2 separate regions of the Mus musculus genome follow, and region 2 is linked to region 1. The links are chromatin loops, found by intact Hi-C in ENCODE. Cell type or tissue: left cerebral cortex. All regions are shown on one strand. Links, peaks and the distances in the headings refer to the core of each region. The heading gives the core; the rest is flanking DNA. Region 1 overlaps Septin2 (septin 2). Region 2 overlaps Atg4b (autophagy related 4B, cysteine peptidase).

What was found. Hi-C counts contacts between places; a loop is a spot of excess contacts. Peaks named below come from ENCODE experiments on the same cell type or tissue, not always from the same donor. Only the 100,000 strongest peaks of a DNase experiment are listed, where the experiment ranks them.
Region 2: it touches region 1 in a loop (2.6-fold over the local background); 1 of 42 quality-filtered maps calls a loop at or near these places.

Annotation. Positions count from the first base shown.
Region 1 is chr1:93,498,237-93,513,216 of GRCm38, forward strand. Septin2 (septin 2) reads left to right here. Exons shown (of 13, transcript NM_010891.2): 6 at 776-910; 7 at 1,037-1,154; 8 at 2,222-2,323; 9 at 3,271-3,416; 10 at 5,199-5,282; 11 at 7,308-7,365; 12 at 8,727-8,846; 13 at 9,477-11,497. The coding sequence ends at 8,828. It overlaps Farp2 (FERM, RhoGEF and pleckstrin domain protein 2), which reads left to right and starts at 13,868. Exons shown (of 27, transcript NM_145519.2): 1 at 13,868-13,948. In left cerebral cortex, for the core only: a CTCF peak has its summit at 9,013 (motif pointing left); a DNase peak (open chromatin) is centred at 8,918.
Region 2 is chr1:93,767,935-93,782,914 of GRCm38, forward strand. Atg4b (autophagy related 4B, cysteine peptidase) reads left to right here. Exons shown (of 13, transcript NM_174874.4): 2 at 119-220; 3 at 319-390; 4 at 5,836-5,934; 5 at 7,199-7,300; 6 at 7,694-7,766; 7 at 10,351-10,430; 8 at 12,784-12,977. Among named protein-coding and RNA genes, the nearest start is that of Atg4b, 21 kb to the left of the region's middle. In left cerebral cortex, for the core only: no CTCF peak of the experiment used is centred there; a DNase peak (open chromatin) is centred at 7,574.

The DNA of each region.
Region 1 (14,980 bases), core at 7,477-9,976:
TACTTAGGTTATTGATTCCCATTGATTCATTAAAACTACTTAATATTTGCCATAGTTTAAAAACAAAAACACATGCCTTCATTATGCCTAAGATTGACAGAGAGTCAATCTTCTGTTATGGGTTGTTTTAAGTATTATATGGGAAAGGGAAGAGAAATGGGTTTTTCTTTTGAAGTTAGGGAGTGCCTGTCTTAGTACCCCACGATTACTATTGAAATTTGTGCTTTAGTTTCTTTTTTTTAAACATTTTTTATTAGATATTTTCTTTATATACATTTCAAATGCTATCCCGAAAGTTCCCTATACCCTCCCTCTGACCTGCTCCCCTACCCACCCACTCCTGCTTCTTGGCCCTGGCATTCCCCTGTTTGCAATACCAAGGGGCCTCTCTTCCCTGTGATGGCCGACTAGGCCATCTTCTGCTACATATGCAGCTAGAGACCCGAGCTCTGGGGTTAGTTCATATTGTCGTTCCACCTATAGGGTTGCAGACCCCTTCAGCTCCTTGGGTGCTTTCTCTAGCTTCTCCATTGGGGGCCCTGTGTTCCATCTTATAGATGACTGTGAGCATCCACTTCTGTATTTGCCAGGCACTGGCATAGCCTCATATGAGACAGCTATAACAGGGTCCCTTCGGCAAAATCTTTCTGGCATATGCAATAGTGTCTGGACTTGGTGGCTGATTATGGGATGGATCCCCGAGTGGGGTGGTCTCTGGATGGTCCATCCTTTCATCTCAGCTCCGAACTTTGTCTCTGTAACTCCTGTGCTTTAGTTTCAAGACAATTATCTCCTACATTGATGAGCAGTTTGAACGCTACCTACATGATGAGAGTGGACTGAACAGGCGTCACATCATTGATAACAGGGTACATTGTTGCTTCTACTTCATTTCACCTTTTGGACATGGGTGAGTCAGTTGTTTACCTCAGAAACCTCTTGCATGTTGTAATATATGAATGAGATGATTTTGTGAAGAAAAATGGTATGTTTCTATGCTTTCCCTAAATGTGTGGCATTTGAACATTGTTTTTAGACTGAAGCCCTTAGATGTTGCATTTATGAAAGCGATACACAATAAGGTGAATATTGTGCCTGTCATTGCGAAAGCTGACACTCTCACTCTGAAGGAGCGTGAGCGGCTTAAGAAAAGGGTGAGTAGAAAGGAGATGGCCACCTGTGCCTTCTCAGCAGGATTTTGAGCCAGCTACCCAGGAAGTAGAAGGAAGAAAGATTTAAACTGAGTTGCCAGAGGCAGGACTATAGAATTCATTTCTTTTTGTGTATTGGAACTCAAAGAGTATTTGTAAGGTTTGAAGGGTTTTTGTTCTTTTTATTTTCATCCTCATGGAAGAATCAAATTTGTATAGTTAACACTCTTAGATAAAAAGAACCTCATTGAGTAGGACGTGGCTGAGTGAGTACAAGGAGCTCCCACAAGTACTAAGTTGAGTGATGTGACATGGAAGTGTTGTCTCTCTTCACCTGTGTGGTTTTTTGGTTTTGTTTTTTTTTAAGATACTAGAGGCATATGCCACCTTGCCCAGCTCAAGATTAATCAATTAATCAATTAATACATTTTGATACTTTGAGACAGTCTCTCAGTGTAGCCTTGGCTGTTGTGGAACTTACCATGTAGATCACAGTGGCCTCGCCTTTGCCACCAAGTGCTGGGATTACTCTCAAAATTCTTTTTGCCTGCATAATATATTCTTCCTCCCATTCAGTGACTATGTGTGAGACTCCTGTATTGCCCATGAACTTTTAGGTGCTTATAGTGTCTGTTTGGCCTCTGGCTCTTGTCTTGGTAGATGATTGTGAGAGTATTTTCAGCTTAGCTGCTGTATTGAGGCTATTACTAGTATTCCTATTGTTTTTTATGTTGAAAGTGAGTGTTTATAATTGTTACTATTATTGTTATTCTTACAGACAGAAAAACTCCCAAACAGCCTTTTTGGCTGTTTCTTATCAGTTATTTGGCCATTGGTACACAAATGATTCTTAGTGGATTTTGTTTTGGGTATTTTTATTTAAGGGAATCTCACTATGTAGCTCTGGCCTATCTGGAACTTGCCATGTGCACCAAACTGGCTTAAACTTGCAGATGTCTGTTTCTGCCTCTGCTTCCTGAGTATAATTCTTGTAAATTTCAATTATGAGTTACCTAGTTAAAATAATATGTCCTTAACTAAAATTGATTCTAGTTTTGTTATTGTTCCAGATTTTGGATGAAATTGAAGAGCATAGCATTAAAATCTATCACTTACCTGATGCAGAGTCAGATGAAGATGAAGACTTTAAGGAGCAGACTAGACTCCTCAAGGTAAGAGCTAACTTTAGACATGCAGCATGAACAATTCCTGTTCCCTGCTTTCTTGTGTACATATTTTAAAAGACACATATGGCTAAGAAAGCTTCACTGACAGAAGATTGGGAAGGTCATATTACAGTAATATATTTTGGTATCAACATATTTATGAAAGTTTTAAGAATTGAAAATGTCATTGCAGGCTGAGAGATGGCTCAGTGGTTAAGAGAGCACTGTCTGCTCTTCCAAAGGACCAGGGTTTAATTCCCAGCACACACATGGTAGCTTACAGCTGTCTGTAACACCAGTTCCAAGGTTCTGACACCCTCAGACCAATGCACATAAAAGAAAATTAAATAAATCTACAAAAGAAAAAAAGAAAAGAAATGTCATTGCAAAATTGGTTTGTTTAGACTCTGTCCATGTGAGAAATAACTAGTCTGTGTAAGTAAAATGTATATCCGTTTAGCACTCAGTCAGATGTAGTTAAGGCCAGGCATTCTGGCACACCCATTTAATATCAGTACTGGGGACACTGGGAGATGCAGAGGCAGATGATAGATGATCACTGTGAAGTGGAGGTCAGTCTGCTCTACATAGCTAATTCCCGGCCATCTATAACTATGTATTGAGACCTTTCTCTTTTTTTTTTTTTTTTCCTTTCTCAAAACAAAACAACTTTGTAAATAGTGGTGAGCCTTTTCTTTTCTTTTCTTTTCTCTCTTTTTTTTTTTGTTTTTGTTTTTTGTTTTTCAAGACAGGGTCTCTCTGTATAGCCCTAGCTGTCCTGGAACTCACTTTGTAGACCAGGTCAGCCTCAAACTCAGAAATCCACCTGCCTCTGCCTCCCGAGTGCTGGGATTAAAGGCGTGCGCCACCACTGCCCAGCTAGCAGTGAGCCATTTCTGTATCCTTGGTTTACAGTGAACATTGTTCTCTACTACCTTGTGGTTTTTTTCTAGGCCAGTATCCCATTCTCTGTGGTTGGCTCCAACCAGTTGATTGAAGCCAAAGGCAAGAAGGTTAGAGGCCGTCTCTACCCATGGGGTGTTGTAGAGGTGGAGAACCCAGAACACAATGACTTTCTGAAGCTGAGAACGATGCTCATGTAAGACATTTGGCGTATTCACTAGGGCAGACCATGAAGAGTGGGGACATTCAGAAACTGGTATCCTCTATTGCAGACTAAGAAGACCATTGCAGTTGGGACTGAGGGTCTTTATTGGGACTCAGTCTCTGTTGAATCTCTTTCTCCTAGGATTTTATAGTACTTGCCCTTCTTGCTGTCCACCCTTTAAATAAATGTAAACTTTAAGTATGCCTTCCCCTCTTGAATCGTTTTTAAATTAAGGGTGATGACTTTTGACAACAGTATGGAAAAAAAGGATATAGTCTATTGAACTCTTAAGTTTTAAAAGAAGAATGAAATGGGCCTCAGATATGGGTCAGCAGTTAAAACTGCTTGCTGCCACTGTACCCATTTCAGGTACTCAACAACCACCTATGACAACAGTCCCAGGTGACTGCACACCCTCTTCTGGATAGTGCAAGCACCCAAACACACATGTATACAAACAGACCAAGGAAAGACATTCTGAGTGACAGTGTCACAGATATGGAACACTTACAAGTTAACCACTGTCTCTCCAATAGCAGGTTTGTTACTAGAGGAAATGAGAACCTATGGGATCTTGGCTATTGCCCAGCAAACAAAGCGAGAGCCCCAGAGTCTATTAATGCTACAGCCAGTAAATCAGCAGCTCTGCTTCACCATTAGCCTAGAAAACTGTAAATGTTACGGGTGTCAATTAGCTTAAGATGTCTTGGTCTAGTTTTTGTTATCTTGTAAGTATGGAAGCCCATTTGTCTCTTTCTGGAAACTAGAATGTTAACATCTGGTCAAGTTCTTCTCACTATGTTAAAATGAATCAGAGGGTATCATATGGTGAGACAGCATAAGCTATTTTATTTTTATTAGCATGTGCTTATACATATTTTGAGGTATAATGTATTTAGCACCTATTTACTATATATACTAAACAATTTCCTTCTCTCCATCACTTCTTCTTGAAACGTTCAAGCTTTACTCTTGTACTTCTCTATAAAATATACTTCTTTAATGAAAAAAGTTCAAAGAGAAGTAATCTGAATAAACTAATACTTTGATTAGTTAAATTACTGCATACTTAGGCTATTTACTGAATGAGAACCAGTATGATTTTGCCATCTTAAGTTATTACAGATGTAGCATAATAGTTCTGAGAGTGCTAAGACATACTTGTCTGCAGTGCTGAGCAGCTGGCTGTCCTAGCCCTGTCCTTCAGGGAATGTCAGTGTTGCACAGTAGGTGTGATATTTCTCTGTTATGCAAGTTGTGCCTTCCTTAAAGTGAAGAAGATCCAACTACCCTTTTATCCACATTCATACTGTTTTCCTAAATAGGAATGTGTTATGTTCTCTACACAATTTTAAATGAGTAACATTTGGGAAATAAAAAAAGCTAGGCAGAGACCTATTAGAATTGTCTATTTTTCATAAGATCTTTTAGAGAATTAAAGTGTTATATTTCAGTTATCATTTACAAAAAAGTCTCCTGAATCTCTTTTGTGTCCATATCCCTCCAGTGCTAATGGCTTTGTAGTGTGTCTTGTAGTGCCTATGACAGTGTCAAGGAGAAAGTATTCTCTATCAAGGTCTTAGTGTTGTAGCTTATTGTAGTTCCAAAGGAGCTTTCTTACCTGAGAGTCCAGCAAACTGTGAAGTTTACCAAATAATTATCCGGGCTCACAGTACTGGCTTTTTTCCATGTGTTTCAGTCTAGAATATTGCTGTTGTTGCCCTCGAGACTGCCATATCCTGAATCCCTTGTTACATTTCTTCTCCTTTTTAGCACCCACATGCAGGACCTACAGGAAGTGACCCAAGACCTTCACTATGAAAACTTCCGTTCTGAGAGGCTGAAGAGAGGCGGCAGGTTGTCACACTGTCTTCCCAGTATCATGTTCCCTGAGTCTCATTCTCCTGTCTTTCATGTGTATAACTGGGATTTCTTGATCATAAAAAAAATGTACTTTCTGTTCAATCACTGTATCACTGTAAAAGAATATTGTTAATTCAGTCAAGTGGAAGCGGGGACGGAAAAGAGACATTCATAACATGTACATAAAGAACAAGTTCAGAGGCTAGAGAGATGGCTCTGGAGGCAAGAACACTTGCTCCCCTTGCAGAGGACCTGGGTTCAATTCCCAGCACCCTCAATGCAGCTCACAACTGTGACTCTCAGTTCCAGGGTATTTGATGCCTTCTTCTGGCATGCATGTGGTGCATGGCAGGCAATGCATACAAGTAAATAATAATAAAGCATTTCTTTTAAACAAACAGCTTTAGATGGAAGAGCCAGAGGCTTGCATTGGTACTTTTGTGGAAGTATGGCTGTGTTTATAAATAAATGATGGGTTTGCTTGCCATTGAGAGCTTTGGAAGGTAAGATCACCATAGGTGTCACTGGAGTAACAGCTCTATTTTCTACAGACTCCATGTGGCCAGATCCATTCACTTTGTCTCTTTTGTAGTCCTAGTGTATTTGTATGATGTCTTAGTTAGGGTTTTACTGCTGTGAACAGACACCGTGACCAAGGCAACTCTTTATAAGGACTTTAACTGGGGCTGGCTTACAGGTTCAGAGGTTCAGTCCAGTATCATCAAGGTGGGAACATGGCAGCATCCAGGCAAACGTGGTGTTAGGAGCAGCTGAGAGTTCTACATCTTCATCTGAAGACTGCTAGCAGAATACTGGCTTCTAGGAAGCTAGGATGAGGGTCTTTAGCCCACACCCACGGTGACACACCTACTCCAACAAGGCCACACCTCCTAATAGTGCCACTCCCTGGGCCAAACATATACAAACCATCACATATGAGAGATGTGCTTTGTGACCCAATTGTACCTGAAAAACCATGTCTCTAGGAAGCTTACAAGTACCTGTAACTTAAGTTCCAATGAATCTAACACCTCTCACTCTAAGGGCACCAGCATTCATATGCACATATTTTTATATATAGACACTCACATACACACATAAATAATAAAATAGTTTTTGAGATGTTAATTTGGAAATATATTAATTAAGAAAGGCTTTTACTAGCATAACTGTTGGTGTTATCAGCGAGCTTTCCTCAGTCCTGTGTGCCAGGCTCTGTTCACTCAGCTTCTTTTGGCTTCTTTAGGTGTAATGGTTTATTCACAGCGTAGTCATGAAGGGGACTTACCTAAACCAGGACCCTTCTTTTGCTTAGACCTGCTGCTTTTGACTGTAAGACAAAGGCAAGTCATCTTTCCACCTTACAGAAATAAGTCTTCTGAATTTCCAGTTTCATGTTTTGTCTTCTTTTTCTTCCTGTGTTCTCTTAATTATCATGTCTTTAAAAGGCCTTAAGTGAAGGGGACCCGCACACACACAGTGGGGGGGCTCCCCTCATAACCTGGATTAGGCACAAACCACACCCAAACACTTATTTTCACATAGAGAAAACAAGAAAGAAAAGTAAAAGTTTCTGCTATCTGGCTCCAACAGAAAAACTGCAGGTTCAATTTTTAAGAGGAGAAAAGGAGGTCTGGATTAGAATGGGCTCAGATGCTTTGACTGGGCGTGTTAATTAGATGAACCAAAGGGGGATTTTGATGGCTGGGCTTCAATGCTTTGATAACTGGATGTTAGTAGTCAGCCTTAGGAATGAATCTGGCATAAGAAAGAGTCTGAATAAGGGAACAGACTTGAATGGAGAGCTTTAGGGATGTAATCTGTGGTTTACAGAGGCATAGGAGTGGGAAGGGCAAGGCCTGCCAGAGCCATGCTTGCGCTGCTCAAGCTGGCCAGAGACCTTTAGAAAGCAAATAAATATAAAGCAGAGTTCTTCAGGATTATAAAAGTCTGTCTGTTATCTCTATTCAGAAATACAGTATTGTAGTATTAAAGTTGTAATTTCTTTTTTACCCTTAGGAAAGTAGAGAATGAGGACATGAATAAAGACCAGATCTTGCTTGAAAAGGAGGCTGAGGTAAAGTAGAATGGTTGTATTCTAGAATCTATAGCTGTTTTATATCCAAAATTTTCATAGTTAATTATAGTTTTTCCTTTCTTTTTGAAGCATTGTTTGCTAATCTTTAAAATACATGTAAATACATAGTATACATATTTTAAAATGTATTGCCTCATTCAATCTCAAGTAGCAGTTTAGCTAACAATAAAAGGTTATATGACTGAAATTTTTTTTTTTATAAACTGTTCAAAGGTCTTTTTCTCTATATGTAGAGAATAACCAATTGGGAAACATAATGAATTGCCATTGCAAAAATAGGGTAGAAATATATGTCTTACTTGGAAGAAGAAATGAGATTGTGCTGCTAATAAGATAGTGGAGGTTAAAACACTACATTGTGGGTAGGACAGTCAGTATAAGAATTCAGTCCTCTAAACCTCTGAATTTAGAACCATGTGAACAATACTCTAGCAGAGTGGTATTCTTTCCTTTCCTAAGGGGTGTTTGGTAATGTAATTGCAATGTTTGAAGGCGTAACTAAGTATGTGGTGCACAGGGAGCTCATTGAGAACTGGACTACAGAACAGTTGATACCCAAATAGCCAGCTAGCAATTGATCAGGACTATAGAACACTGCCAGTTAAAATGATGCAGTTTATTTAGTGGTGATGTGGTCACAAGAGGACAGCCTTTTCTAAAGAAAAAGAAATAATTTCTTTGATCAAATTAATTCTGTGTGGATAAGATACTTGTAATAACCACAAAGCCACCTAAAGAACACGTGAGTAAATATTTTAGAGTCCTTGCCTGCAGCCCTTCTGAACATATACCGACCTCAGTGGCAGCGATTGTTAAGGAGTCTAACAATGGATGTGGGTCAGTTGGTGATGCTTATCCTGGGTTCAATCTCAGCAAAGCATAAACTAGGCATGATGGCTCTTTCCTATAATCCCAGCATTTGGGAAGTAGGAACAGGAAGATTAGGAGTTCAGAGTTATCCTTGGCTACAGAGGGAGTTTAAATCTAGCCTGAGCTAGTGATAATATGTCTCAAAAATAATAAAAAATTAATAAGGGAAAAGTTTTGTTTTCATAGCTAAGACCTTGTTGCTGAGCAGAAAAGATGATTCATCCTTTGTGTTCTCCAAAGGGTAATAGCAGGCTTTCTTTTTGCCTCATTGTCTTACTAGTCTTTAGTGATTCTGTTTATTGATAACTTCTGTCTCATTTGAATCATAAATTTTGTCATTTACATGGGTTTTTTTATAGTTGATTCTTTTATATTGGTTTATAAGGTTTATTTGAACATGTGTTTGAGAAAAGCAATGGAAACTAATGCATGACAACACCAACGTTGTATCTGACATGTACTGTTCATAGCTCCGCCGCATGCAAGAGATGATTGCAAGAATGCAAGCGCAGATGCAGATGCAGATGCAGGGTGGTGACAGTGACAGCGGGGCTCTCGGGCAGCATGTGTGAGGCCGAGCTTTCATATTGGTAAGTGGGGAGGGAGGGCGGGCTCACTGCCAGCTCAGCCATGACTGTGACTCCCCTATGACTATGGGCTCCTCTCTCTCAAGTCCGCTGCTGTTAGCTGTGTTAGTAACCTTTCATTGAAAAGCAGAAACTAGTCTCTGCTGCCACCTACTGTCTAGTAAAGATATTCTTATTTTCTAATGTTACAATATAGTTTATGGTAAAGAAAAAATTAAATATGTTAAAGAAAAATTAAAATTTTTATTAGTAATAGTGTTGGAAACTCTTTAATATTGGAAACATCTTTAAAAAGAACTTTCTTAATTTATTAAAGTCTTCTGCAGATGAAAAAAAATAGTAAAGGTGCCAGAAAGAGGAACCAGTGCCATTAGATAAGGGCCACCTAGGTGTAGACCTCTAGGCCTCTCAGGCAACCGTGCTGTGACCATTGAAAATTGGCGTGTCACTCAGATTTGTGATCTGATGTAATTCTGAGCACTGTTTTACAGTATCTGTCAGTTTCCACAAACCTCATAAAGGCATCTTGATTTAGTTCAGTTTATGCCCTTTGTTCTGCAGAGGGAGGATTGCCAGTGCTGTAAGAAACAAATGCATCACTTCCATTTAAATTGTTTTGTTTTTACTTTCCAGGAAACACTTTGGATAAGAAAGACTTCCTGATAAGTGCTACAGCATCAAGGTTCTTAGCCCTGTGGAAGGAAGGGCACCCATCCACAATGAAGCACCTGTGTCTGAGGATTTCAGTTGGTTGTTTTTTGTTTTTTGTTTGGTTGGGGTTTTTTTTTTTTTTTTTTTTTCTTTTTTAACATTTGGTGGTTTTTGTTTTTACTCTTTTTTTCTTTTCCTTCTTTTTCTGCCCTCAACCCCCCAACTCCTTTGGTATGAAGTACTTTTAACATTTATATTTCATTGTTACACTTTAAATTTTGTAAGGAAAACTCTGATATTTTATTCCTCCTGAACCACTAATGTTAGAATTTATTTCTAAGAATCAGTCAACATGTATACTCTTAATAGTGAATTTCTATGATATAGCTGGCCTGACTAATCACTGACAAGTACTCTTTGATTTCTATCTAGACATTTTTATGCTCAGAATGTTCCTGTGTGGTGGACATTGATGTACCTGTGACAGAAGTGGTTGTGCATACTTGGTGGCAAATTATTTGCTTACTAGAATTGAAGTCACATTGTTAACTTTATATTTGTACAGAACACCTAAAACCAATTTTGCTGCTGTAGTTCATTCGGCTTATTCATCTGCACAATTATCTGTTAACCAGGTAGAACAGAAGAGAGTTATCTAATGAGATACATGTTTATACTTAAATAGCTTTTAAAAAGCAGGATTTCAGGGTTGAATTTTAAGAGCTCTGGATTCTAGTGCCAGATCATTTTCAAACCTCTGTAGAGAAAGCTCACTACAAGGACTTTTTATACTGTGGATGCTGATTATGCTATGCTGTGGAGAGAACCAAAGCAGCTATGAGCTCCAGCTTCATATTGTAACAAGACTCTTTATAAGGAAGAGTCAGTAAACTTTTTACTCAACTAAAAAGGCAATACTTTTTTAAAGAAACCAAAATGTTTATATTTTATACTGCACTTTAATGTACTTTCTATAACTAGGTGCAAAAGGTCATAGCAGTGGAAATCATAGTCCTTGGCTGGCATGGATCCAACCCCAGGCTTGTGATTGGGTGGTGCTCTTGAACAAAAGGCCACTTGAAGCCCAGATGCCTGCCAGGTTTTCGTCTAACTCTTCCCCTTTTCAGTGATCCTTCTATTGAAAGGAAAATAGCAGTGCTGGGTTTTTTATGTGCAGACTGTCTCATCTGTTTCCAGGCACTGTCATTTTCTTCAGTGTGTGTAGTATAAATGTCTTCACACCATGAACGAAAGGCTTTTCAGATCTGTGCCCCAAGCAGGCAAGCAGAGTCCTGCCTGGTTTATATTCTGGCACTTCCCTCTTCTACCCTGTCTTCTAATGTCAGGCAGTGACCTTAGAAGGGAAGGGGCAGGTGAAGGAGGCAGTGGTGTGGAGAAGCAAAGCAGGTGCTAACTGTGTGCTTTCATTTGCTGCAGGAGGAAGGACTTGATTGATGATGAGGCAGGGATTTACGTTTAATTCAGTCCAAAACTCAGTAGTACTAATAAGATGAAGCTTAAGCATGGTTGTTTATAAATTTAATGAGGAAAAATACATTTGCTCGCTTTGCCTCTTCACATTGCATCACTGTGAGTGATCAGGGAAGTTCATTGTGTGAAGTTCCTATCAAGAAAAGCGTCAATGACTTTAGAGTACCCATGCAGTCCTTTGTTTGGCTTATTTTGACATTAAGTTTGTTGGAGAAAAATTTAAAAACAAAAAAATGAAAGAATTCCCAAGTATTCGGTGTGAGTCCCATGTTTTTGAGTTAAGGTGCTACTTCGGGTCAGCTGACATCTAATATTGGCAGTGTGGATTGTGAGGTCTTGCAGCCACAATTCTAACCCCCTTCAGTTTTACTGCTTTTGCTAACAGATACTTGCTCTTTCACTAAGAAGTAACTTGTACTTGTAGAAATGTATTTTGAAAACATTTCACACTTCAACTTTGTATCCATTTAAATTAACCTTTTTCAATAAAGCACTATTGTTTAGATATTAAATGAGTAGTCCTCTTTTTGAGTAAAGTATGCGGGCCATTGTGAAGATTCAAGACCCCTATTACAACTGTATATCAGAGCAAGATGTTACTTGTATTAATAGCAGGCGTGCTGCGTATATTTTCATCAGAGATAACCCAGATACTCCAAAAGAAATCCTATAGCTGTACAGGTTATCAGATTGTCTGCAGACTACTTGATAAAATGGACAGTAAGACTTCATAGGTAAATTTACTAATTAGAAAATGAAGCAACAACTGTTAAACATAGTGGGAAGTAAAAGTGATCCAAATATATTTCTAATTCTCCATATTTGTAAGAAGAGAGATGAATTAGGAAAACAGTCTTAATTTTTAAAATGTTTGTTTATGTATTGGTTGGAGTTTTTTTTGTGTTTGAGGCAGACTCACTTTTGTAGCCTGGCTAACCTGGAACTCTTTATGTAAATCAGGTTGGTCTCCAACTCAAAGAAATCTACTATCTCTCTCTTTGCCTCTGGAGTGCTGAGATTAAAGATGTATACCACCATGCTCAGATTTTTACGTTTTTCTACCTTTTTATTGTATGTGTATGAGTATTTTGCCTGCCTGCATGTCTTTGTACCATGTGTATGCCTGTCACCCAAGGAGGCTAGAAGAGGAGGGTGTCAGGTCCCCTGGAACTGGACTTAGAGACCGTTGTGAGCAGCCATGTGGGTGCCAGGAACTGGATTTGTGTGTTGTGGAAGAGCAGCCCTTAACAGCTAAATCATCTCCCCAGCCCAGGAAAGTGACTTTAAAAATCTGAATTTGCTCTGGTGAGATGCCTTAGTGGCTAAGAGTACTTGCCTCATAACGTGATCAAACCTGAGTTTGATCTCAGGACTCATAAAGGGAGCAGAGCCACATAACCCCAAACTTTATCCTAATCTGGGTGGATGATCAATCTCTTCGGCCTGGCCTCACTCCGGTTTGTCAGCATGACCCCTGGATTGACCACCCAGTACTATCGGAGTCTTTCTCATCCTCTTGCTCTCTAAGCAGCGTACTGACACTAGGAAATGAGGCTCCTGCTCTCTAAATCACTAGGTTGCTCATGTCAAACCTCATTCTTGCCTTGTCCAGTCCAGCTCCTTTTCTTTTTTTTTTTTTTTTTGGTTTTTCAAGACAGGGTTTCTCTGTATAGCCCTGGCTGTCCTGGAACTCACTTTGTAGACCAGGCTGGCCTCCAACTCAGAAATCCGCCTGCCTCTGCCTCCCAAGTGCTGGGATTAAAGGCGTGCGACACCACCCGGCCCAGTTCCTTTTCTTAATGATGGACATCACAGTCAGTGGCTATGGCAGTGGCTGGTTACAAATAAGGGATAGCCAAGGTGGTGGAGGAAGTTGGGAAGCCTACTAAAATTGCAGACCCAGTCAGCCTGAGCTTCTAGGTTGCCTTGGAGAAGCAGAGAGCCCCCCCACCCACCCACCCTCCAGTGGGCTGAGGCCCTCCCTGCTTATCTTAAGGACTTATTGCCAAAGGCTAGAGTTCTATATGAATCGCTTGGGGGCCTGTGTGGATTTATTTAGCCTAGACTGGTTCAAAGGGCTGGCTCCCTGCAGGCCCATTCGCTTAACCAATGGAAGAAGAAAGTGAGTTTGCTGCAAGTCTGAAGTGGAAGGACCAGAATCCAGTCTCACCATTTTTCATTTCCAGAAAGCCTCAAATCCAGAAAGGAACCGCGAGGGCTTCGAGGACTCTTAGCGTAGCCTGCACCTCAAAAGCGTCCCTTTAGGAACAGCTGGTGCCTAAAGACCACGGTTCCACTATTCCCTGGTTGGGCACCACGGATGGAAGGTAGGAAAGAGCCTAGTAGTCAGGGAGGCCTGAATGCCAGAATAGTCCCGCGAGCTTGAAGTCCAAGGCCCCACCCAGAATCGGGGCTGCCCTGCTTGCCAAAGCCAGGCTGTAGGCTGAGACCCGCCCCTGTGCCAAAAGTCCCGCCCAGGGCCACCCGCATTCCAGAGTCCAGGTCTGGGGTAGTCCTCCCGTTGTTCCAAAGCTGCGTCCAAGATAGAATCCTCCCGTCGCCTTGTCAAAGCGAAGACTAAGACGGAGAACTCGCGGGTTTCCTAAGTCCCACCCAGCACAGAGTCCTCAGGTCCTAAAGCCCCTCCCAGGGCCGAGGACACGCACAGCCCGCCGAAGCCCTGTTGCACCCGCGGAGAAGCTGCACAGCTTTGCTTCTGACTTTATGGGGCTCCCTCGCCCCGCCCTGTCCCATGTGATCACCAATCAGAGCTAGGTGCTGCGCTCGCAGGCGCCGGTCGGGAGGACCCGCCCGCAGGCCAATCGGTGGTGCGTCCGCGGGGGGGCGGGGCTGCGGCGGACGCGCGGCGGGGGCGGGGAAGCAGCTAGCTGTCGGGATCGGGCGGCGCGGGCGCAGGACGTGGAGGAGGCCTGGCTGGCGGCGGCGCAGGCCGGTGTGGCACGGTGAGGACGCGGCGGCCGTGGGCGGGGGAGGGGAGCGAGCCGCGCAGGGGCGCTGGGTTGGGCATGGGCTTCCTTCGTTGGCCGGACCTCAGCGGAACCCGAGCCGGACCAGGCCTGAGGCTGGCCGTCCACCAGAGAAAGTCCACGCCCGGCTCTGAGGCCTTCGTGAGGCGCGCCAGAGTCCGCGTTTGACAACACACGTCTGTGGACGGCCTGTCGGTGGAGGGCGAAGGGAGGGAGAGTCTCGGGTCCAGTCTGGATGTCCGCTGAGGACTGGCTGGAGAGTTGCTTTTGTAGATGGGCAGTCTGGGGAGGGCTGAGAGCTGCAGAGTTCCAAGGAGCCAGGCTGTCAGCAGAGTACTGAGGACAGGAACAGCACACGTGGAGACCAGCTGTCGAGGAAGGGGGGTGATCAGAGTCTCAGCATCTCTCGTGGACACTGAGTGTCCCGTGATGGGTTAAGGGCCACAAGAATGTCCTGCTGAAGACCGCCCCCACCCCCAGGCCAGTGCTCTACAAAGCACCTTGGGAAGCAGCACCCGGAGCCACAAATGAAAGCCCAGAAGGGCATTCTTTTTTCTTCTCGGCCTTTCCTTCAGAACTGAGACTCGGATATTCTTACTCTGCTAAGATCTAGAAACAGTACTGGCCCACTGCCTTTTACTCATCCGAGATTATAAGCACCTTTGCCATTTACACACGTGGCAGTGATTTCTTAAACTCTTTCATGTCCCAGTAATGGTGATGAAAAATTGAAATGAAAACAAGGCATTCGTGAAGGAAATAATGTCGATACACCGTGCTGAGAAAGAATGGAGAGCCTTAAGATTCCGGACAGAATCTTTAAAGGGGTGGCCTTTCTCCCTAGCTTTGTTCTGTTTCCATGAGGTGTTTTTGACTGGGCCACTGTGAAAATATTTGGTAATTAGTGGGTAGCACCGAATTAGAGTCGGTCTTGTGGAGACGGCATTATGATCAGCAGCACAGATTCTCACAGTGTTAGCAAGATGGAAAGGTCATTTGAAATGGGGA
Region 2 (14,980 bases), core at 6,623-9,122, 270 kb after region 1:
GTCTGGACATGCAGATTCCCAATTAGGGAACCAATCAATTCAAAGCATTAGAACCAACCCCCAACATACAATGGTCTCCATGTGAAATCAGACAAATGTGTTTCTATGGTTTCCACAGCCACTTTGACATATGATACTCTCCGGTTTGCTGAATTTGAAGATTTCCCTGAGACCTCAGAGCCTGTTTGGATTCTGGGCAGAAAATACAGCATTTTCACAGGTATTGTCCTCTGGGCTCAAAATACTCTGCAGAACTCTTGAGATGGCAGTTGTCTGCTGCCTCTCACTTTGTGTTTGTCTTTTCTTTTAAATAATTAGAGAAGGACGAAATCTTGTCTGATGTTGCATCCAGACTTTGGTTTACATACAGGAGAAACTTTCCAGCTATTGGTGAGTAATCTTTATTCTTTCAAATGCTTTGGTTCATTTGCTTTTAATCTCTGTGTCTTGTGAAATGGGGGTATAGCCACATGAATGTAGGCCAAAGGACAACCTAGGCCTTCAGTTCTTGCTTTTCCCCCTTGTTTGAGACAAGTGCTCTTATTCATCCCTGTGTATGTCAGTCTAGCTGGACTAGGAACGTCCAGGGATTCCTGTCTCTTCCTCTCATCATTCTGTAGGAGCTCTGGGATTCAGAAGTGTGCCGCTGCATTAAGCTACATGTAGGTTGTAGGAATTGAATGCAGGTCCTCGCACAGGCATGTCAAACTCTTTACTCACTCAGCTGTCGCCCCAGCTCAAGTATTGAAATGCATATGCTTTCTATTTCCTTGTTGGCAACGTGTCACTGGATTAAGAATCATGACAATAATTTTGTTGTTGTTTGGTTGTGTGATTGTTTTTGAGATAGGCTCTGTGCTGGATAGGTTCTTTTGTTTGTTTTTCTTTTGTAAAACTTAACACAAAAATGCCTCCATTAGATTTGCCTGTAAGTATGAGCATTTTCTTGACTAATGATTGATGGGGTTGGGGGTGGAATAGCTCACTGTGGCTGGTATTACCACTGAACAGGTAGGCCTGAGTTTTGTTTAAAAAAAAAAAAAAAAAAAAAAAAAAGCTAAGCAAGCCATGGGGCAGGTCATTATAAGCAGCATTCTTTCAGGGCCTCTGTTTCAGCTCCTGCCTCCAGGTTCCTGTCCTATTTGAGTTCCTCGGCTTCCCTTAGTGATAGGTTGTGATCAGGATGTGTAAGCCAAATGTTACTTTTGGTCACAGTATTTAATATATCACAGAAATAGAAACTAAACTGTGAAGTGGAAACTTTAGGGTTCTTTGGAAAGTCGGTTGGATGGTGTTTTGTTGGGGCAAACACGTGAAGGAACCTTTGTTAAAGAGAACACAGGTGTGAAAAGCTAAGGCCGACTCATGAAGGAACATTTAGCTCAAGAAGACACGAGAGAAGATGTTCTACTAAAACAAACATGTGAAAGGACTGTCTTAGTTAGGGTTTTACTGCTGTGAACAGACACCATGACCAAGGCAAGTCTTATAAAAAACAATATTTAATTGGGGCTGGCCTACAGGTTTGGTCCATTATCATCAAGGTGGGAACATGGCAGCATCCAGGCAGGCATGGTGCAGGAAGAGCTGAGAGTTCTACGTCTTCATCCAAAGGCTGCTAGTGGAAGACTGACTTCCAGGCAACTAGGATAAGAGTTTTAAGCCCACATCCACAGAGACACACCTACTCCAACCAGGTCACACCTATTCTAATAAGGCCACACCTCCAAATGGTGCCTCTCCTTGGTCCAAGAATATACAAACCATCACAAGAACACATGATGAAAGATTAACGACACACATATATTAGTCTGCCTTATGTTGCATAGTTGAGCTGCATTTGTCAGGACTCCATAGAGAGAATCACACCAAAAAACTTCTGGTGGTTTACTGCAGTTTGTTGCTGCTTCCAAGGACTCAAGCTGATTGGATGCATGTGCTATGACAAAATACATGCTAAGGCAATGCACAAGGAGGACACGTGATGCTTGGAGGGTATAAATAGGACTCCACGGAGTGACGGAGACAGAGCTTGACTTGTTGGTACAGCTCACTGTGTGTAACACTTGTGGGTCTCCAGTCTTTGATGATCTTCTCCCTGAGAGAGGCACAGCCAAGAGCTCCTCTTGGCATTTCTTCTGGTCCCTCCTGCTGACTGAAGCCAAAGCTGAGGCCTGGCTGTCTCTGATAGGTTGTCACTGCTGTTGCTAACCCAGCTCTAGCAAACTGGACTGCTGGTGTATCTGTGAAGTGTTTGTGAGTAGATCAAGCTGCTGTTGCCTGCTGACCTGTGAACTGAACTGCTGATTTCCAGACAACACAGACAGTTGCTTCAAAAAACCTTTTTACACAGGTCCACTTCCCTGTATCCTTTCTTTACCACTTCCCTTAGTAGGTTGTAGGTTACAAGGGAGGTAAAAGCATTAAAGAACCATCATTAAAAAAAAAGTTACGGGCTGGTGAGATGGCTCAGTGGTTAAGAGCGCTGACTGTGCTTCCAAAGGTCCTGAGTTCAAATTCCAGCAACTACATGGTGGCTCACAATCATCTGTAATGAAATCTGATGCCCTCTTCTGGGGTGTCTGAAGACAGCTACAGTGTACTTACATATAATAAATAAATTTTAAAAAAGTTACAAAACTGGGACCACAAAGTTACAAAACTGGGACCACATGGTAAATAGTGACTGCCAGGACGCTGGATAGGACACCATGGCTAGAGAGCAGCCTTCATTGTGTGGCCAGCTCTGAACATCCGTGAGGCAAGGTCTCTGTGTTGTTTCTGTAGCTATGGTAAACTGCCCTGACAAAAGCATAGTTGGGGAGAAAGGGCTTATTTTCCCTCAGAGTTCAGGTTATAGGCTAGGCCATCTTTGTAGGGAAGTCCAGCAGTAGGAACTGGAGACAGCTGAACACAGCATATCCATAGCCAGAAAGCCCAGAGGAACTGGTCAGCGCCTGTGTGCTCAGCTCACTTGCTTTTTAACACAATGTAGAACCCAACCCAGGGACTGGGGTCTCTTTCAAGCTGGTTTTCTTTCTTTCTTTCTTTTCTTTTTTTAAGATTTATTTATTATTATAAATAAGTACACTGTTGCTGTCTTCAGACACACCAGAAGAGGGCGTCAGATCTCATTACAGATGGTTGTGAGCTACCATGTGGTTGCTGGGATTTGAACTCAGGACCTTCGGAAGAGCAGTCAGTGCTCTTACTCACTAAGCCATCTCACCAGCCCCTCAAGCTGGTTTTCTAGTATCAGTGTAATAAAGACTCCCCTTGTAGATGTGCCCATAGGACAGCCCAATCTAGAAAAATCTGTGATGCTCTAAATAAGAATGTCTCTCCCCCCAAACAAAAGAGATTGGCCCCATAGGCTCATTTGCTTGAATGCTTAGTCTCCAGTTTGTGAAACTTTTTGGGAAGGATTAGGAGGTGTGGCCATGTTGAAGGTGTATAAGTTTCCAAAGCCCATGCTAGGCTTAGTTAGTCTGTCTCCCTCTCCCTCTCCCTCTCCCTCTCCCTCTCCCTCTCCCTCTCCCTCTCCTCCCTCTCCCTCTCCCTCTCCCTCTCCCTCTCCCTCTCCCTCTCCCTCTCCCTCTCCCTCTCCCTCTCCCTCTCCCTCTCCCTCTCCCTCTCCCTCTCCCTCTCCCTCTCCCTCTCCCTCTCCCTCTCCCTCTCCCTCTCCCTCTCCCTCTCCCTCTATTTTTTGATCAGATGTGAGCTCTCAGCTGCTGCTCCAGTGGCATGCCTATCTGCCTGCCTCCTTGCTCCCCACCATGGTGTTCATAAACTAACCCTCTGACACTATAAGCAAGGCTACAGTTATGTTTCCTTTTAGAAGTTGCCTTGGTCACGGTATTACATCATAGCAATGGAACAGTTACTAAGACAAACCTTCATTGAGATCTCTTCCTGGGTGCCTTAGTTTTTTTTTTGATTGCTGTGACAAAACACCACAACTGAGGTAACTTAAAAAGAATGTTGCCGGGCAGTGGTGGTGCACGCCTTTAATCCCAGTACTTGGGAGGCAGAGGCAGGTGGATTTCTGAGTTCGAGTCCAGCCTGGTCTACAGAGTGAAACTCTGTCTTGAAAAACCAAAAAAAAAAAAAAAAAAGTTGCACCACCTAACCAGGAGTGTTAAACACGGGGGCATCTTCTCATGGAGGAAATAAAATATTTTCATTCCATCCAGAAAGCTGGGAGAAGATGGCCTTTCACTATCCATAGAGGCAGACTCCAGCCTACTCCCCCAGAATGTTTATTCCAGACTCTCCCTCCCTAGACCTTTATATTTAGCTCCCAGTCAATACAACTCATCCTTAGGGGAGATGCAGTTTATGGCCTCCTGATCTCTGTGGTATCTTAGTCAGAGACTGCAGTAGCTTCTAGGCTTTTAAGCAATAATAGTACCCATCTTTATGATCACATGTACTTTGCAAAGTAGTTTTCATGTAGTCATACCTTAAGCTTTATTGTGGACCTGGAATTGGAATGATTGTTGCCTGGAAACTTTCCCTTCAGATTGAATTGTGTTTAAATATGCTGGCAATAAATGCTTGCATCAGACTTGAAGCTTGATCCAGACTAAGATGGGCTCAATTGAGTTTTCCTTCTCAGTTCTTTGTAATTCAGTTTCCTTGCCTGGCTTGATGCTTGCAGTGACCATTATGGCAGGGAGCACAGAAACAGGCAGGCAGGCGTGGCACTGGAGCAGTAGCTAAGGGCTGGTATCTCAGTCTAACTAGTAGGAAGCAGAGAGAGCTAACTGAAAATGTCCTGGGTTTTTGAAACCTCAAAGCCTGCCCACAGTAATAGACTTCTTCCAACAAGGCCCCGTCTTCCCAAACACTTCCACCAACTGAGGATCAAGTATTCACACTTTTCCTGTGGGGCTCATACCAGGTTATTGCAGATGGTGTCAACTTGGCAAAACTAGCCTGCTATAGTTAAAGCAGCTCATCGTGGTCCTAAGAACCAAGCATGGGCTGTATGCTTCTTGAGTATTGTAAAGATGACTTTTTGGGCTGTGGTGACAGGTATAGAAATAGAAAACGCCTGAGTTCCTTGTTCACTGTTCGCATCACATCTCTGCCTCTTATTACTACATACATAGGCTATAAACAGTCTTTTTGTCTACTTTGTGGGTTCCTGTTTCTACCACCCTTTTCCACCCTTATCCTTTCCAACTCTCCAACTCTAGGTAGGGGAGGAAGGAGGCTAGAAGGGAAAGGGGGCATTGATATTGTTGGGCATCAAGTTTGAGCTTCACCATCAGGATATTTTAGTTTTTTCTCGTCTCTTTGCACACAACTGTGCTATACACTGAGTGACCTTTCCCTGAAGAACTGCTGAGAGAATTCTCCCCATTCCTCTCATGTTAAAAGTGACTCCACAATTCTTGTCAGTCTTTCAAGCCCCAGTGAGTAGGCGTTAGTGGAGGGGCTCAACTCAGCTTGAAAGATGCAGAGTTTGTGTTAATCATTGCATTGCTAATGACTTTCCTCATCCTTACTGTCAGCAACAGTGGACATCATGTAACTCTTGAATTTTTGCTTTCTGGTACTAGGATATGGTTCTCCAGTTTTAATTCTGTGTCTTCTAAAGTAATCAAGGGAATTCTTGTTTGTGTGCCAGGTGTTCCTATTGGATATGTGACTGATCATTCACATATTTTGCCCATCTGGAGAGAATTGTTAGGGCATTCTACTCCCCAGCATATGTCCTCAGAGTTGTACCTTGTCTGACAAGTTCAGATTTATAAGGAGGATCAGTGCCTGTGGTATGGAGCTGCCTCTCTCTGATTGTGAATGTTTCTTGTTCTGTCTTCCACACAGGGGGAACTGGCCCTACTTCAGACACAGGCTGGGGTTGCATGCTTCGGTGTGGACAGATGATCTTTGCCCAGGCCCTGGTATGCCGGCACTTAGGTCGAGGTGAGTCACAGTGCTTACATAGAATCTGTGTAGTAAGGGATGGTTAAAGCACATCATAGAAGCTGGACATAGTGGCACATGCCTTTAATCCCAACCCCAGGGAGGTGACAAAATAAAAAAGCATGTCATAGGCAAAACACAGATTTGTGTGGTTCTTGTCTATCAGGTTCAAAGCTGTAGGCTCAATCTTGAGTAGCAACAAATTGTGTGGGTGTGTACACGGTTCCTTGCCAGTGAAAACCAGGGGGTCATACTTAAATGCTGTGGAAAGTCCATTTGAAAGTTATCTCACTTTCTGTAGGAAGCTTGCAGTGCTCAACACAGGTTTTTGTTTTTGTTTTTATTTTTGAGACAGGGTTTCTCTGTGTAACCCTGGCTGTCCTAGAATTCACTCTGTAGACCAGGCTGGCCTTGAACTCAGAAATCTGCCTGCCTCTGCCTCCCAAGTGCTGGGATTAAAGGAGTGCGCCACCACTGCCGGCTTCAGCACAGTTTTAATCTTTTTTCTTAGTATTTTAATTCAGGAGCTTACTGAGTTGCCCAGGCAGAACTTGAGCTTGCAGTTCTTTTATGTCTTAGTTAGGGTTTTTATTGTTGTGATAAAACACCATGACCAAAAGCAACATGGGGAGGAAAGGGCTTATTCCATTTTACATCAGGTCACACTTTGTCTCTGAGGGAAGGAAGGGCAGGAATTGAAGGCAGGAACCTAGAGGCAGGACTGAAACAGAAGCCATGAAGAAGTACTGCTTACTGGCTTGCTCCTTGCGGCTTGCTCAGCCTGCTTTCTTAGACAGGACAGGACTACATGTCCAGGATTGGTACCACTCAACCTTCCCACGACAATTATTGTTAAAGAGTATGTTCAAAAGAATTTTGTATATGTCTGTGTTGTCTAGGTATTTTCTTATTGATTGTACATCTTTCCAAATGACTCCAGCTGTGTCAAGTTGACATAAAACTAAATAGTGCATCTTGCTTTAGCCTCCCAAGTAGCTGGGATTACAGGTCTGAAGCACTATGCCTGTGCTTTATATTGATATAAATGTTTATTCTTTTGAAAATTAGCTTTCTGTTTTCAGCCTAGATTTGTTTTGATTAGAGAGTATGTATACATTTGAAATCCTGGCAGATTTGACTTCTAACTTAAAAAGGGTTCAAAATTAAAGTCTTGTACGTCATCTGAATATTGAACACTGTGCAAGTGGAAGGTTTGTTAGTTATGTAGTGGTCAAACTAACCTTCTGTGTTCTGTTCTCAATAGATTGGAGGTGGACTCAGCGGAAGAGGCAGCCTGACAGCTACTTTAATGTCCTCAATGCTTTCCTCGACAGGAAGGACAGCTACTATTCCATCCATCAGATAGGTGGGGATTAAGTTTGTCCTTGGGTTGGCTCTGTACAAAGGGCAGACTTCTTGGGCTTCCCTTAGGAGCTTTCTAAATCTCGCAGAGTTGGAGAATGGGGTTCTAGGCCACTCTCTGGTCTCTAGTCTCTGTGAGCTGCTCTGGGTGTTCCAGCACTAGCTCAAACCCAAGCCTGTCCTTCCCCTGTACAGCCTGCAGTGAGTGACTCTGTGCAGCCTGGGGGAGTTAGGCTCCTCTTGGAAGGTTTGCTTTGCTTTTCTCAGGAGGGTTGGAGTCCTGCCCAGACCTTTCTATGAAGCGTTTACTAATGTACCAAAAGTGAGGCGCACACACATACACACACTCTCTCTTTTGGGATGGATGTGTTTGCTAACATGGGTCTGTTTCCTGCAGCGCAAATGGGAGTTGGCGAAGGCAAGTCTATAGGCCAGTGGTACGGGCCGAACACTGTTGCCCAGGTCCTCAAGTACGTAATGAGCCCAGCCCTTCTGCTTCTTGGGGTCAGCATGAGTTCTCCTTGGCATTTACCCTCCTTGAGTACTTATTGGCACAGGAACTAAGGTATTCCGATTCTTTGCTTATAGACCCAGGGGAGATCCCTGGGTGACTATGCCAATTGTTCTGTGATTGGGATTCATGTTTAGGTCAGAGCCCTAGTGTGGCCCTGTCCTCTGTCTTGATATACAAATCCATCTGTAATGAGGGTGTCTTAGATCTGGGACCATGGCAGTTATGGTACTGTATCTGCAGGTGCTAGAGCCCTCTACCTCGTGTGTTTGTCAGACACACCCACATAAGTCATAAGCCTTCCCATGCTGTTGAGAATCTGTTAGAGTTTGTTCCTCATGAATGTTTGCCTATCCCCTCCTACCCTCTGTGCCTCCGTGGTTTCTTAAAGATTATTTTTGTATTATGAGTGTTTTTCTGCACATATGTCTGTTCACATCATACATGCAAAGCATGTAGGGAAGGCTAGAAGACATTGTTAGATCCCTGGAGCTGGAGTTAACAGATGGTTGTTAGCTGCTCTGTGGGTGCTGGGAACTGAACCCCGGGTCCTCTGCAAGAGCAGCAGGTGCTCTGACCACTGAGCCATTTCCTCCTTGCTTGTGCTCCTCTCCCTGCAGTGTGTGTTTTGTTTTTGTTTTTGACCTGATTCACTTTTCCCTGTGGCTTTGTGCTTTAATATCTCAGTGCCTTTAGAAGGCTCTGAACCAATGTCCAGGACTCATTCATGGAGGGCCCTATTCCTGTTGGGCTGAAAGCTAGTATCTCCCAAATATGTCTCTAGCTATGGTTTTTCCTGAATGTCCCCTTGCCACCCTACCCTGTGTCTGCAATGGCCATCTCCTATAGGCTCCACCTAGACACTTGCTTTTTTTCCCCTGTACCTGATGCCCAGTCATCCCAGGCCATGGCTGGCTGTGTGTCCTTGGTTTGGTTTCTTAGTGGCATGCACACCCTTTCTATCCCCTTTAGTGTCCTTGTTCAAGTTGTGCCTTGTTTTACTTTGCTGTTGCTGTGACAGAATGCCATGACCAAGGCAACTTATAAAAAACAAAACCACAGCATTTCAATTTAGGGACTCACTGTTCCAAAGTGTTAGACCTTGAAATTCATGGCAAGGAGCACTGCGGCAGGCGGGCAGGCACTGGAGCAGTAGCCAAGAGCTTACATCTGATTCACCAGCATGAGGCAGAGCAAGAGCTAATTGGAAATGACATAAGCTTTTGAAGTCTCAAAGCCTACTCCCCGTAGCACACTTCCTCCAGCGAGGCCGGACCTCCTATCCTAGTCCTTTCCAAACAGTTGTACCAAGTGAGGACCAAACCTTAGTATGTGAGTGTAGTATGGGGGGGTCCTCTTTGCAATCACTGCACACCTTTAGCTTGTGGTAGGATTTACGGGGCCGCCCCGGTGCTGCCACCTTTCACTGTGGCTCTGAGTAGCCTGACCAGGTCACCATCATGCTTTGGTCATATCTCTTGCCTCACTTCTTTTCTGTCTTCACTGACAAAGAGCAGTCTCTTGGTGTTAGGATTTACATCTTTCTGGAAATGGCAGGTCAGGCTGCTTATCCCTGCTTACTGTTCCTGTCCCTGGCCTCCTCTGCTTTTGTAGCTAAATCCCTTTTCCTCTCTATTTGCTTGCTTCTTCTTGCTTGCCTTTACTGACATATCAGCCAAGGGAAGTGCTGCTTTGTTCTCCTGGGTCTGTATCCTTGCTGCTGTGGCAGGCTTAATGAGTAGTGAGAAAATACCAGCTCTCCTGAGCCCCTTTCAAGTTTCTCATTAACGAGAAGGGGCTTTGTGTGGTTTTCCTAGTGCAGTGGTTCTCAACTTACAGGTATTCTGCATATCAGATATTTACATGACAACTCATAACAGTAACAAAACCATAGTTATGTAGTAACAAGGAAAATAATTTTATGGTTAGGGGGTCACGACATGAGCAGCTGTATTAAAGGGTTGCAGCATTAGGAAGGCTGAGAACTGCTGCTCTAGAGCCTTCCCAGCATCGGCTTCTTCTCTTACTAGATGCACCAGGTCCTTGTAGCTTAGATCCTTGGTAATTGTCTCCATTGGGGAATGTCTCTTCTTGCCTTCTGTCTTCTCACTGATTGATAGGCCTTCTGCCCCATCCCTGTAGCACCCAGTTTACATTTTTTCTACACAGTATGGCTGCTGTCTGCTCTTCTTTCAGAGCCATAAGTCTACAGCCATGCTTCCTCCTAATCAGTTGTGCTGTTCATTAGATTTCTGGGCTGTCAGTTCACAGTGTAAGGTGTTGGAAGAGAAGCTGCACAGCAGTGAGCTGGACCTGCCTCCATCCTGGTGAGACCTGAGTTGCTATGCCAGCTAGGGGCTCCTGTCCATACTGTCTCCTGACAAAGGGCAGCTGATGTCTTCTATGTACAACACTCAGCACACCTCCTGTTTGAGTCATTGGACAGATCCTTGACTTAAGCCTTGAAACTGCCTCAACTGTCACTGCTGTGGTGTGATGCTCATGCTGTACAAGGCTCATGGGAGTGTTCTCGCTTTCTGTAGGAAACTTGCTGTATTCGACACATGGAGTTCCTTGGCTGTTCACATAGCAATGGACAACACTGTGGTGATGGAGGAAATCAGTAAGTCGCTCAGGGTTTTGGTTGTAGGTGACAGCCCAAGAGGGAACCTCAGCTGGAGAGTTAGAGTTTCAAAGCAACATCAGCACTTCCAGCAGGGGGGAAGCCTAGGTGAAACATCTGTAAACCCATCTCTTACTGTGTTCACTAGGCTAAAGGAAAGAAAGGAATTCAGGGTAGCTGTTTGTGTATATGTGTGCTGTAGGCCAATCCAAAGTTCCAGGCCAGGCAGGACTACATAGTGAGACCCTGTATCAATAAAGGGATGAGGGATGGGGGCCGGAGAGATGGTTTGGAGGTAAGGAGCACTTACTGCTCTTGGAGAAGACCCAAGTTCATTTCCCAGCACACTTGAGTGATTCACAACCAAATGTGTAACTCCACTTCCTCCAATACCTTCTTTCGATCTGCAGGGGCACCAGACATGAATGTGATGCACATATGTGTAGGCAGAGCATATATAAAAATAAAATGAATGCCGGGCATGGCAGTGCCTTTAATCCCAGCACTTGGGAGGCAGAGGCCAGACTGGTCTACAAAGTGAGTTCCAGGATAGCCAGGGCTACACAGAGAAACCTTGTCTCAAACAACAAATAAATATATAAATAGTATTTTTTTTTGAAAGAAGACAATAGCTAATTAATCTTTCCTACAGGCTATTTCCAGATTATTTCCTAGAAAGTTCAATCTTGTAAAAGAGTTCAGTGAATCACTACCACTTTTAGTCTCTTAATCTAAAAAGTTATCTTCCTGTTTTTTAAATTTTTTTTATTTTCATGCATGTGTGTGTCTGAGTATATGTGCAGCGTGTGTGTGTGTGTTCCACAGTACGGGGTTGTCTGACCACCAGCAGACTCTAATCAGATGTGTATTGAAGGCTGCATTTCCTACATTTAGACAGAAGAAATACTGAAGGGTAGCCAGGCAGTGGTGGTGCACGCCTTTAATCCCAGCACTTGGGAGGCAGAGGCAGGCGGATTTCTGAGTTCGAGGCCAGCCTGGTCTACAGAGTGAGTTCCAGGACAGCCAGGGCTATACAGAGAAACCCTGTCTTGAAAAACCAAAAAAAAAAAAAAAAAAAGAGAGAGAGAAATACTGGAGGGTGAAGAAAAGCTGTTTCTTGGCGCTCTTCTGAAAAGGGGTCTGCATGACCTGGGTCTGCCCACACTACAGAGACTAAATGGCTGCTGCTTCTGTTTTCTTTAAGCTGCACATGGGAGCCAATGATTCAGCTGACTGGATAAAGCCACGTGCCACACCATTCTGGCAAACCTGGGAGTTTGATCACTTGAGCCCATATAAAGATTGAAGGAGAGCCAGCTCCACAGTGCTGCCCCTGATTCTCACAGATGCACTGTGGGACATACTGCTCTCCCATATTGTACGGTTATGTTTGCTTGTTTGAGAGAGGCTCTCAGTATGTACATCAGGCTGGCCCTAATCTCACAGAGGACCCTCCTGCCTCTGCTAAGTGCTAGGATTAAAACTGTATACCACCATGCCATTTGAAATGGTTCATGGGAGATGATTCAGCAGTTAAGAGTACTAAGCTACTACTCAGAGGACCGAGGTTCAGTTGTCAGCCCCCACATCGTGGTTCACAACCATCTTTAACTCCAGTTCCAGGAGATCCAACACTTGAGACCTTGATGGCACTGCTTGCACATGGTGCACAGATGTACGCGCAGGCAGAACAACCATAGAGATATTTTAAAAAAATCTTTATGTGTAGAAAATGTTTCTCTCCTTTTTTTGTTTTTTAATGTGTATACGTGTTTTGTATGTATGTATGTATGTATGTATGTATGCATGCATACTACCTGCATTTCTGGTACCCAAGTAGGTCAAAAGGCATTAGAACTCCTGTAAGTGGAATGAGGGGTGGTTATGAGCCACTATGTGGGTGCTGAGAACTGAATGTGGATCTTCTGCAAGAGCAGCTTGTATTCCTAACCAGTGAACCAACTGTCCAGCCCCTAGAAAATTTTTCGTTGAATAGGGACATTTTTGTTTTCAAAATTACTTATATTTTAAGCAGTTGGGATTTTTGTTGTTTGTTTTAAATGATTTTGTGTGTATGGGTGTTTTGCCTGTGTGTTTGTGCACTACTTGCGTGCCTTGTGCCTGCAGAGGCCAGAAGAAAGTGTTGTATCACCTGGAACTGGAGTTACAGACAATTGTGAGTTGCCACGTGCATGCTGGGAATCAGACCTTCATCCTTCGAAAGAGTAGCCAGTGCTCTTAATCACTGAGCTGTCTCTCCAGCCCCTTAGCGCCTGGTTTTTAAAACATTTTTTCTCCTTGGGGATAACTTCTGTCTCTGCTTAGCTGATGAAAAATATGTATTCCCTTTCAGGAAGGTTATGCAGGGCCAACCTTCCCTGTGTTGGGGCGGCTGCACTTCCTACTGATTCAGAGAGGCACTGTAATGGGTTCCCTGCTGGAGCTGAAGTCACCAACAGGCCATCGGCTTGGAGACCACTAGTGCTTCTCATCCCTCTCCGCCTGGGACTGACAGACATCAATGAGGCCTATGTGGAGACGCTGAAGGTGAGTCTTTTTCATCTATTTCAGTGTGTGGTCAGCTAGCTGTACCTCTAAGAGTCAGGCTGGATCTTATAGGTGATGTTGAGAATTTAAATATCTATAGCTCTATAAAGGGTCTTCAAGCCCACTCACCCTGTTGCTGAACCTGACATCCGGTCTTCTGTCTCTCCCAGATCTCCCAGGTTTCTTCTATGCTCTTCCTGTGTATTTCCAATTCTCTCTAGAGCAGTGGTTCTTAACCTGTGGCTCCTGACCCATTTGAGGGAAGTTGTCTTAGTCAGGGTTTCTATTCCTGCACAAACATCATGACCAAGAAGCAAGTTGGGGAGGAAAGGGTTTATTCAGCTTACACTTCCATACTGCTGTTCAACACCAAGGAAGTCAGGACTGAAACTCAAGCAGGTCAGGAAGCAGGAGCTGATGCAGAGGCCATGGAGGGATATTCTTGACTGGCTTGCCTCCCCTGGCTTGCTCAGCCTGCTTTCTTATAAAACCAAGACTACCAGCCCAGGGATGGTCCCACCCACAAGGGGCCTTTCCCCCTTGATCACTAATTGAGAAAATGACTTACAGCTGGATCTCATGGAGGCATTTCCCCAAATGAAGCTCCTTTCTCTATGATAACTCCAGCCTGTGTCAAGTTGACACCCAAAACCAGCCAGTACAATTGACCCCTTGTCAACTTGACACACAAACACATCACTATTAAGCCTCAACCCTTAGTTCTTTTTTTTTTTTAAAAGATTTATTTATTTATTATATGTAAGTACACTGTAGCTGTCCTCAGATGCTCCAAAAGAGGGCATCAGATCTCATTACAGATGGTTGTGAGCCACCATGTGGTTGCTGGGATTTGAACTGGGGACCTTCAGAAGAGCAGTTGGTGCTCTTAACCACTGAGCCATCTCACCAGCCCCAACCCTTAGTTCTTATTCATCTCCAAGATCTTAAATAACTTTAAAAGTCCCACAGTCTTTACATATTAAAAGTTCAATCCTTTAAAAAATATCCAATATCTTTTAAAATCCAGTCTTTTTATAATTAAAAGTCTCTTAACTGTGGGATCCATTAAAATATTTTCTTCCTTCAAGAGGGAAAAATATCAGGGCACAGTCACAATCAAAAGCAAAAATTAAACTCCCAACTGTCCAGTGTCTGGGATCCAACTCACAATCTTATGGGCTCCTCTAAGGGCTTGGGTCACTTCTCCAGCCATGCCCTTTGTAGCACACACGTTGTCTTCTAGGCTCCAGCTGCCCGTACTCCACTGCTGCTGCTGTTCTTGGTGGTCATCTCATGGTCCTGGCATCTCCAAAACACTGCTGTCATTCACTGTAACTTGGCTTTAACAATAGCCTCTCATAGGCTCTCTTCATGGTGCCAAGCCTCAACTCCTTTGCATGACCCCTTCAGTTCTGGGACATCAATTGCAACTGAGGCTGCACTTTCACCAATGGCCTTCCATGGCCTCTCACAGTGCTGAGCCTCAGCTGCTCTGCGTGACCCCTTCATGCCTTCATAACCAGCACCACCTGGGTAATTCTTACACATTACCAGGTCCAGCCACAGAACAGGTACAACCATGGCTATCTCTGTAACACAGTCTCTGTGCTCTCAGAAAACACTTCCCAGAAAATGTCACCTCAATGATGCTGGTCTCTTCTTAATCACCGCTAATTTCTTAGCTCGAGCTAACCAGCATCAATTGTCCCAGTAATATAAAGGTTTCACTTTACTAGTTCTGGTATCTTGTTAATCACAGCTGATTCTTCAGCCCCAGCTAACCAGAACCACAGAATCTTCACAATCAAAGTAACAATGGCCCTGAAAAGAGTCTTTAATTTTCGCTCTAAAATTTCATAAGCCAGGCCTCCATCTTCTGCACTGTACTCTACATTATCTTCCAAGCTCCTACAAAACATCCCACAGTGCTCTTAACACCGATCTTCTAGCCCAAAGTTCCAAAGTCCTTCCACAGTCCTCCCAAAAACATGGTCAGGTTGTCA